Regions from separate parts of the Homo sapiens genome. Here region 2 is linked to region 1. Evidence: chromatin contacts called from ENCODE Hi-C or POLR2A ChIA-PET data. All regions are on one chromosome and are shown on one strand. The core of a region is the stretch at or near the end of the contact, and the rest is flanking DNA. Distances in the headings are between cores, read along the strand shown.

Evidence for each region. Hi-C counts contacts between places; a loop is a spot of excess contacts on that map. ChIA-PET counts read pairs that join two places held with the same protein, here RNA polymerase II (POLR2A). Pooled maps may share reads with other maps.
Region 2: a map of PC-9 shows a loop between it and region 1 (2.3-fold over the local background). The contact joins two enhancer-like sites. A Hi-C loop is called at or near these places in 2 of 168 maps with a recorded cell type or tissue (PC-9 and endothelial cell of umbilical vein), 1 of 37 single-sample maps with no recorded cell type and 2 of 50 pooled maps. POLR2A ChIA-PET finds 5 or more read pairs at or near these places in 2 of 52 experiments (MCF 10A and RWPE1).

What each region holds. Positions count from the first base shown.
Region 1 is chr20:14,912,634-14,917,296 of GRCh38, reverse strand. The region is part of intron 5 of MACROD2 (mono-ADP ribosylhydrolase 2); the gene reads right to left. The region is part of intron 1 of MACROD2-AS1 (MACROD2 antisense RNA 1); the gene reads left to right. Among named protein-coding and RNA genes, the nearest start is that of MACROD2-AS1, 15 kb to the left of the region's middle. Within about 2 kb of position 1,681, at least 2 of the 41 ENCODE cell types and tissues checked have a DNase peak (open chromatin) inside an H3K27ac peak, as active enhancers do.
Region 2 is chr20:14,961,662-14,966,472 of GRCh38, reverse strand. The region is part of intron 5 of MACROD2 (mono-ADP ribosylhydrolase 2); the gene reads right to left. Among named protein-coding and RNA genes, the nearest start is that of MACROD2-AS1, 35 kb to the right of the region's middle. Within about 2 kb of position 3,097, at least 3 of the 41 ENCODE cell types and tissues checked have a DNase peak (open chromatin) inside an H3K27ac peak, as active enhancers do.

The DNA of each region.
Region 1 (4,663 bases), core at 432-2,931:
AACATTTTGAGCTTAAATACATGGAAGAATAGAGACCCGATGTCACACAAAAGCTAACCTCAGGCCTCCGCTGGGAGGGGTTCTGGAGAGAATCTAGGATGCACAATGGAGGGTGGAGTAAAATGCTGCCACGGAAATGCAAAACCATCTGAGCAGGGATGGAAGCAATAAGCCCCCTGGGTCACCCAGGAAAGGACAGGAGACTTGGCAGGACACTCCACCCCGAGGAAGAAAAGGGGCAGGCATTACTTCCCTTCCTTAATAGGAATGGCACCATTTGTTATTTGGCATGTAGTATGTGCCACAGAGAGTTAAGTTTGCATGACCAATCAAGGTGCCTATTTTTCCCCCATTATCTCTCTTCCTTGGAAATAAAATTTCTAAATTTTTGCTGGGCTGACAGTGGTCCATGAAAAAGATATATTTTTTTCCATTCTCCGCTGAGGTTCAGTATGGCCATGTGCCTACATCTGGAATTTAACTAGAGGCAGGGAATACGGGAATTATACTTACATGGAAAAGATTTGCCCTTCTAAATCGCTTCCTCCTGATTAAGATGCTTTCAAATGCACAGAAAAGTTGAGAGAATTATATAACAAACATGCATACACCCACATCTCTCCTTACAATTGCTAACACTTTGCTGCCTTTGTTTTATGACATATTTATCATCTATGCACTCACATATCTATTTTATTTTTTATCCATTTCAACATTGCAGATATAAATCACTTTGCTCCTGAAGTTATCTTGTTTTATATGTTTCCAACAAGCACATGAGGCAGATATGATCATTTCTATTTCACAAACAAGTAAGCAGAGGGCCAGATGTCTAAGTAACTAGCTGAGGTCCCACTGATAGTAACTGGCAGAGCCTGGATTTTTCGCCCAAGTTTTTGTTTTTAACCTATGAATTTCCCATCCCTTCAACCCCACCCCTACCCTCACCGTACCCTGTAGAATTTCTGAGGCTTTAGGGGTATAAAGCCCTTTAATTTTGTCAGGACTTGTATTCTAGAGGGAGTGTAAAAGGAAAGTTCTAATGGCTCAGTTCAGCTCCCCAAATGGGAAGGAGGGCAGAACTCTGACGGAGTTGGGAATTAACAGCTCTGCGTTTCATGATGCTGCCTTTGGTGCTTTTCTGCATTCTCTGCTGGGAGAGTAAAGTGGGCACCATAGGATGAGGAGCCTCAGCAGAGAAAAGAAATGGTATTTTGCATTTTCACTGCAAACATTTCTCTGTGAGAATAAACAATGCCATTAAATGGGGCACCCATTTCCCTGTGAGTAATTTAAAATAAGTCCGAAATTGAGAATGGACAGCTCTTTTTTTCCCTTTCTGAAAATAAATGCTTAGAAATGAGACCTGTTTACCATAGGTCTGCAGACTTACACACTTTGCCAAACCTCCATCAGATGCACACAATTTCTGAAGCTGCTCCTTCATCAAGAATGATGACTCGCAGCTACCTTAATGTCACAGCTTGGAAGCTCCCAAAGCAATTGGTTTAGTAATTTATTTTGTCAACCGTGCTGTGGACATGAAACTTTTAAAAGTAAAGCTGAAGTTCCAATCTAAAGATCTGAAAAGAACATTTTCAATCTGTTGCTGCAGACTGCTTGCTGTCAGTGCAGGTGCCAGTAGTTACCCTTGGCACTGGGCGGCCTCACACAGTCGGGCACAGCCGCTCCTCGGACGCCGAGGCAAGCAAAGCACAGAGATTACCACATTTTCATCTGACTGAAACCAGAGTTCCATTTAACAAGCTGACAGGAGCAACAGGACCACGAAATAACAAGCAGATACACAGTGTGGTATTTGTCAAAGATAAAGGGCTGAGCTTGAGCTTAATGCTTCTCGAAGGTTTTGGAAGACATTCAAATCATCTTCCCCAAACAGTTTCTGTTCCTTGAACTTCTTCCCACATTTCTCTTACTTGGGGTTTCCATTTTGACACATTAAGCTTTATTTGGTGGCGATCTTTTGAAGACACCAGAATGCCATTAAAGTCTATGCTGATTTCATTAACATCTTAGGTTTCCACATGCATACTTTACTCACGCTCGTAAGAGCCATGGCTAAATTCAATTCCATTTTATTGTTACACCTTTCTAGAGCTAAATTTACAAATCACACACAAACATGCACATGCATGTGTTTGCAATAAGACTTCTTGCAACAACACATAGCCTCATTTCTTTATGGTTATAAAGTAAGAATTAGAAAGAGATCTTAAAAACACAATATTTTTAATCCAACCATGTGTGCCTTATTGTCCAGATTACATAAAGTAGGATTCTTTTTTAAAAAAATCAGTCGAATCTATTGTCATTTTAGGTTTGATCCTCTGGGAGTGCAACATCCTTACATTTCTCTGTCGCATGTATATGTTAAATTGGAAAAGGAAACCATTATCTTCCCTGTTTTCTTCAGAATGTACAAAAGCAGCCAAAACAACATGAAATATGGCATGCATTAGAAGAATTAATTTTTGGATGAGTCTGGCAGCATGAAGGAGTTTGACAGCATATGCTAGCAAAAGCTAAAGAGAAGCTATATTTTTAAAACTCAGATATATAGATTTAGAGATAGTAGATATACTTTTATTTTTATAGATAAATTCTTATAAAAATAAAATTCCTATAGCTGTCAAACATGCAGTCAGTCTGAAACTCTTCAAATATTAAAATGCATGGATGGATCCCTAACTGCTCTTTTATGGTTTCTTAGGAGAATCACATTGTAAGAGAATGTTTTGTCAAGGCAAAGTCTTCCTTCTTGGGACAATGCTTTATTTCCCTTAGCCCCAAAGCTCTCATATAGATCTTGATCCAACTTGCTTACAAGCAAAGTCAGTTTCTTTGGCCACTATGATCTAGAGTTCTATTCCAAGTTTGGGATTTTGCAAACATTGTTGTACGTAAGCTTAAATATGCATTACCACCACACACTAAATATCCTGAGGGAAATTCTCATTGACATAGACTGTGAGCAGCTCACCTCCCTCCCGCTTAACAGAACAATCTTGAATGAAATGTCCCCTCACAATGCTGTCCTCCACTCTGTGTCAGGAATCAAACACTCCAACTCAGATCAGTTATTACAGCAAATTCCTCACATGTTTCCTCTGAGTTAGGGAACCAAAAAATACAATAGTTCTCCATATTTCAGCTACAAAGAGTAAGCGCTTCAGAGCTGAAACGGAAATAACCAGAAGAGCTGGACTTGGGGAATTTCCTTTCAGAAACAGTTCTTATATAAGGAAGGCTGCAAATTGCTTAGAGTATGCGGTATCTGCAGCCAAACAAAGAGAAATTATTCCAGCACCACTTAGCTGCCTTGCGCTATGGCCCAAGGAGGCCCAGGACCAAGCTGTATTCAAATCTTGGTTGTTGGTTAATTCTTCCCCCAAGATGGTTCATTAAACAAACTCTACAGTGTCCTATCAGGGTGAATATGATAAGATTACATTATTAATACTCAAAATAAATATGAAGAAACATACTACAAATCACAGTCTGACATAGGGTCGGGGTAGGGCAGCTGGGAAGGCACACTGAGGGATAGTCTTATATGGAATTTGGAATTTTTTTAATTAAAAAATGTTTTGATACAGGGTCTCACTCTGTCATCCAGGCAAGAATGCAGTGATGTGATCATAGCACACTACAGCCTCAAACTCCTGGGGTCAAATGATCCTCTTGCCTCAGCCTCATGAGTTGCTGGGACTACAGGCATGTGTCACCACACCTGGCTAATTTTTTAATTTTTTGTTGAGACGGAGTCTTGCTATGTTGCCCAGGCTGGTCTTGAACTCCTGGCCTCAATAAGTCCTCCTGCCTTGGCTTTCCAATGTGTTGGGATTACAGGTGTGAACCATGGCACCCAGCTTTTTTCATAGGTTAAGAAAAAATTAAAATAATACATAAATAAGGATATCGGAAAACTTTGAGATATAAAGTACAATCCATAAATGATGTTTGTTTTAACATTATCATATCCATAGTAACTAAAAGCCTATTTCTCAGTTCAAACACTGAGACAAACACATGGCAGGTAAATAATAGAAACAAAATTATAAAATTTCTACTTAATTTTCTATCTTAGTCTCCTGTCTGAAACATGGATCTTTCTATCATGTACATATAAGTATATTTAAGTGCATGCACACAAGGATGCATACACTAACACACTCACACAGCCATACACACATACACGCATGTGCACACACACACAGCTATCACAACCCTCATTTTCATCTTTATTCCTAACTGAACAGGGCTATAGAAGAGAGACAGAATTTGTGTACTCATCCTGGCAAGTACTTCTGGATACTTTATGTGTATGAGCCAACTGCAAGCCCAAAGCCATCTAAAACTCTGGAGTATATCTGGGGCAAGCATCTTAAACTTGGGGCATAGATGAGCCCCCACAGTGAGATCCTGACAGGTCTCTTTCATACACAGCTGAGTGCAGAGAAGAGTAGACCCAAGTTTGTAAGCTTGTAAGAAACTTCTCAACTCAACTCAGTCTTTCCTTGTCTCATTGTGTGATTTTTTTTCCCTTCTCTCAGTTCCAGCTCTTGAAGACGACATAATCCTTCATGCCTTAGTCTTCACATATGTTGAACCCTCTGACCAGATATCTGTTCCTTATTTCTCT
Region 2 (4,811 bases), core at 1,848-4,347, 48 kb before region 1:
TCCTGAGTAGCTGGGTCTACAGGCATGCACCACCATGCTTTAATGACTTTTTTATTCTTCGTAGAAATGGAGTCTCACTATGCTGTCCAGGCTGGTGTCAAACTCCTGGGCTCAAACGCTCCCCCTGCCTCAGCCTCCCAAAGTGCTGGGATTATAGGCATGTTCCATATCTTCATCGGAGGTGGTTACACAAGTACATATGCTTAAGATTAGCATGCTTTACTATATGACATAACTAAATGTAAATTAATATTAAAAAGACAAGAAAAAACATAATCCATCGTCAAAAGATAACATCTAAAATAATTCCATTGACAGTGGCTTTATTGCTTATGGAGTTTAAAACCACAGTTATCCAAAAGAGAAATGTCTTCAGGATTTTGTCTCATTATCTTTCACTTCAGGAGTAATAAATACTCGTTAGTTTTCTCAAGTTCTTAATAATGAGGAATGAAAAATGTAAATATTTGTCATCTCCTTGAATATTCATATAAACATACCCCACTGAAAAGTAGTCATATTTTTCAACTGCACCATAATTTGCTCTGTAGATTTTGGTTATTTATACTTGTTTAAATAAGATAGCAGTAGCCATGCTTCCAGTTACTGTATGTTGTTGAAGCAAAATGAGATTTTTAAAATGCACTGTTTTATACTGGATAAAATTTATCACCTCTATGATGAAGTTATAAAAATATATATTAAGGCCAGGTGCGGTGGCTCACGCCCGTAATCCCAGCACTTTGGAAGGCCGAGACGGGTGGATCACGAGGTCAGGAGATCGAGACCATCCTGGCTAACACAGTGAAACCGCGTCTCTACTAAAAATACAAAAAAAAAAAAAATTAGCTGGGCATAGTGGCGGGCGCCTATAGCCCCAGTTACTAGGGAGGCTGAGTCAGGAGAATGGCGTGAACCCGGGAGGCGGAGCTTGCAGTGAGCCGAGATCGGGCCACTACACTCCAGCCTGGGGGACTGAGAGAGACTCCGTCTCAAAAAAAAAAAAAAAAAAAAAAAAAGAAAAAAAAATAACTTTTAGCCGTCCCTAGGTTGGAAACAATTAGAATATGGATCTAGTAATATCATTTTAAGAAACAGCAAAAAAGTATAACTATAAAAAATGGCATTTGGAATTGTGTTAAGTTACCGATATATTTCCATGAACAACTAGTTTCAGAATATTGTAATGAATATTGAATATATAACTTCAAATATTGATGTTACTGTTCTCAGACTGGTCAAGACGGAAGAGGATAGAACATCATTCTTTTAAACTGACACCAGCTGCTTCTTAACAATCACCACATACACGCTTATCTGGCTGACCAATCAGAAGTAGGCTCCTTAAAAGCAAGTATCTGCTGACCATTTATAGTAATTTTCACATGAAAACAGGTTCATCAAAAACAGCTTAACCTTTGCCGACACTAAACATGTGCTTCAGAAAAATGATCTTTCTGTCTCAACTGTACTATTATTTCTAATTCCATATCCCTCAATACTTAACAAAACACAATTTTCACAACACCTTTCCTTCAAAGTGTTTCACAAATACAGTTTTTCATTCTGTATGTATTCCGCCTATACCTGCTTCACCACTTGAGGGTGCAGAGGGCATTCATCTTAGCAGAGAAGTGACACCAAACCAGCTGCCTGGGCTTCCCATTTTTAGTTGAGCGTGATTTTTAAAAATAACACTAAAGTATAGCACAGTGGCTATGGGACTGCTTGGGTTCACAAGTTAAAAACAATATGAACTCAATAAATCTAGCTACTATTTCCATTGTTGCTGCTATTATTACTATTAATTTTATAACAAAGCAGATAGGTATTTGGAATCCAGGGATGCTAGTGTGCGTGCAGTCTCTCTTTATTTTTTTTTTATTTTTTTTATTTTTTTGAGATGGAGTCTTGCTCTGTCGCCCAGGCTGAAGTGCAGTGGCGCGATCTCGGCTCACTGCAAGCTCCACCTCCCAGATTCACGCCATTCTTCTGCCTCAGCCTCCTGAGTAGCTAGGACTACAGGTGCCCGCCACCACGCCCGGCTAATTTTTTTGTATTTTTAGTAGAGACGGGGTTTCACCGTGTTAGCCAGGATGGTCTCGATCTCCTGACCTCGTGATCTGCCCTCCTCGGCCTCCCAAAGTGCTGGGATTACAGGCGTGAGCCACCGCGCCCGGCCTGTGTGCAGTCTCATTTATATATTTTAGTTACACAAAATCAGAAGGAAATCGAAGAGGTTGAAATCCTAATTCAGAGAGTTTGCTATCCTAATATACTTAAGGAGAGCCAACAATTCAATGAAAGCAAATGCACCATACCATTTATATTTCATTGACATTCTTGAACCTCCATTCTACTTTGAAAATTTGTTATACAGAGAAGAAAAAAAATCACCTTATACAGAGAAGAAAAAAAAACACAGAAAAAAATCTGAATTTCTGCTGCATTTCCATCTCTATATTGTTTAAACAATAAACTCCCTCTACCAAGGAATTACTATGAATGCAAAAAACTGTAATTTATTGCTGTAAATATTTATCAAGCCATTGATATCCTATGCATTTCCCTCTCTACTTTAGAAGTCAACATTTATTTGTAAGTTGTAAGAAGCCCAAAGAAAAGTTCTGGGGACTAGACCATGCTAAATTGCTATAAGATTTGAGGATCCTTCTCCTCCCAAGAAACAAAAAGAGATTGATCATTATGAATCTACATGAAGAACTTTCCACTTTCTTCCAAGAATTTCGAAAAGCTATTTTCTAGTTCAGCAGGAAGAGGATCGTGTGTTCATATTTCCATCCTGAGCTTGTCATGGCATTTTCAGTATTGTTTTCAAGAGTAATAAGGCTCATAAAATGTCAATCAAAACCCACCACCGGCAGGGAATGTGTTGGAAGCTGTTACATAATCAGCATACCTGTTTCAGCACAACACAAGTGGCATTTTTCATGTCAATACTGAGTTCACAACTTTAAATCTCAGATTTCCTGTGCCTCTGGATTGCCATGGAGGTCGGGACTCTGGCAGTCTGAGCAGCCTTAGTCAAAACCCAAGCGTCCCATTGTCTAATAGAATAATGAGTCATTTCACCCTCCCAGGTCTCCTTCCCCTGAGTAATAGAATTATTGGGAGGAGGTGTGAGGGAAGGGCAAAACAGGGCACTTCTGACAGCTGCAGGAAAGGCTGGAGAAATTCTCAGCCCTTGCAAGCACTCAGATTTTCTAAGCTGACACCCACCCTCAAATTTAAACTTGGATGCTGCTGTACTACTACGGTACTCAATAATCTCTACCTGCACATCCCAGCCTCACCTACCAGAAGCCCAGACACCCAATGCACTGTGCTCTGAGCTAATTCTACTTGGTGAAAAAAAGTATGGTACAGTTTTTTTATTTTATTTCTGAATAACCACTAGCTAAGACATAATAGTTATCGGAGTCCTAAACTATCTTAAAAATTTAAGTAGGAAAAGACATTGGACTGGCATGCTAATCATCTCCGAACAGGCTTTCTCCATGGCATATTCTCCAACCAACTCAAATTGTAAATGATTTGGGTAACACAGCTTTCTGAGTTTCCTTAGAGTTTTTTTTCCCCAAACAACAGCAATTTTACGGGAATGTGGACCAAATAAATACTATTTTAGTAGGTGAAATATGGAGAGAGGAAAGTGGACAGACGAGAGAAAGAGCATTGGTGAGGAGGGAGAGGAGGAAAAGGAAAAGAAGAAAGAAAGGTTAGAATAAAAAGAAAAAAAAGAAGAGAATAAGAAAGATAAGAAGGAAGAAGTAATGAAGAAAAGGAAGAAGAGGAGGAGGAAGAAAAGAGGAAGAGGAGGTATTCTTTTTACAGACTTTTATTTGCTTGGTATTTCCACACTTGTTATAGCGTAACTTTTCATACACATATATATAGAGACAGAGAGAAAGAGAGAGAGAGAGAAAGAGAGAGAGAGAGAGCAAAATTCTGTCTCAGAAACAAAACAAACATAACTATATATAAATACTATATATATATATAAATACTATATATATGTGTGTGTACTTGAGAGGCTGAGATGGGAGGATCACTTGAGCCCAGGAGGTCAAGGATGCAGTGAGCTATGATTGAGCCAATGTACTCCAGCCTGGGTGACAGCGTGAGATTCTCTCTCTAGAAAAAAATGTCAAATTGAGGGACATTGTACAGAAATAACTGAGGAGTACTCTTCAAAAGTGCCAAGTCACAAAAGCTAAGAAAAGACTGAGAACCAGTTATAGGCTGGAAGAGATTAAGAACAAATAAATGTAATGTGAGATCCTAGAACAACAACAACAAAAAGGTCACTAGCTGGGTGTGGTGGCACACGCCTGTAGTCCTGGCTACTCGGGAGGCCAACGTGGGAGGATTGCTTGAAACTGGGAAGCAGAGGTTGCAGTGAGCCCAGATGGTACCACTGCACTCCAGTCTGAGCGAGAGTGAGACTCCGTCTCAAAAACAAACAAACAAAAAGGTTAGTAGAAAAACTGGCAAAATTCAAATAAGGTCTGAAGTTTAGTTATTGATATTGTATAATTGTTAATTTCTTGTTCTTGATAATTGTCATATGGTTTTCTAAGATATTACCATTAGAAGGAGTGGGATGAGAGAGGTGTATATTTTTTAAACTCTTTGAATTATTTTTGCAACTTTTCTGTAAGTCTAAAAATTCAAAATAAAATATTTTCAAAATGTGAAAGAATGTGTGTCTTAGAATCATTTAAACACCTAACTTAGGCTGGCGCAGTGACTCACACCTGTAATCCTTGCACTTTGGGAGGCCGAAGTGG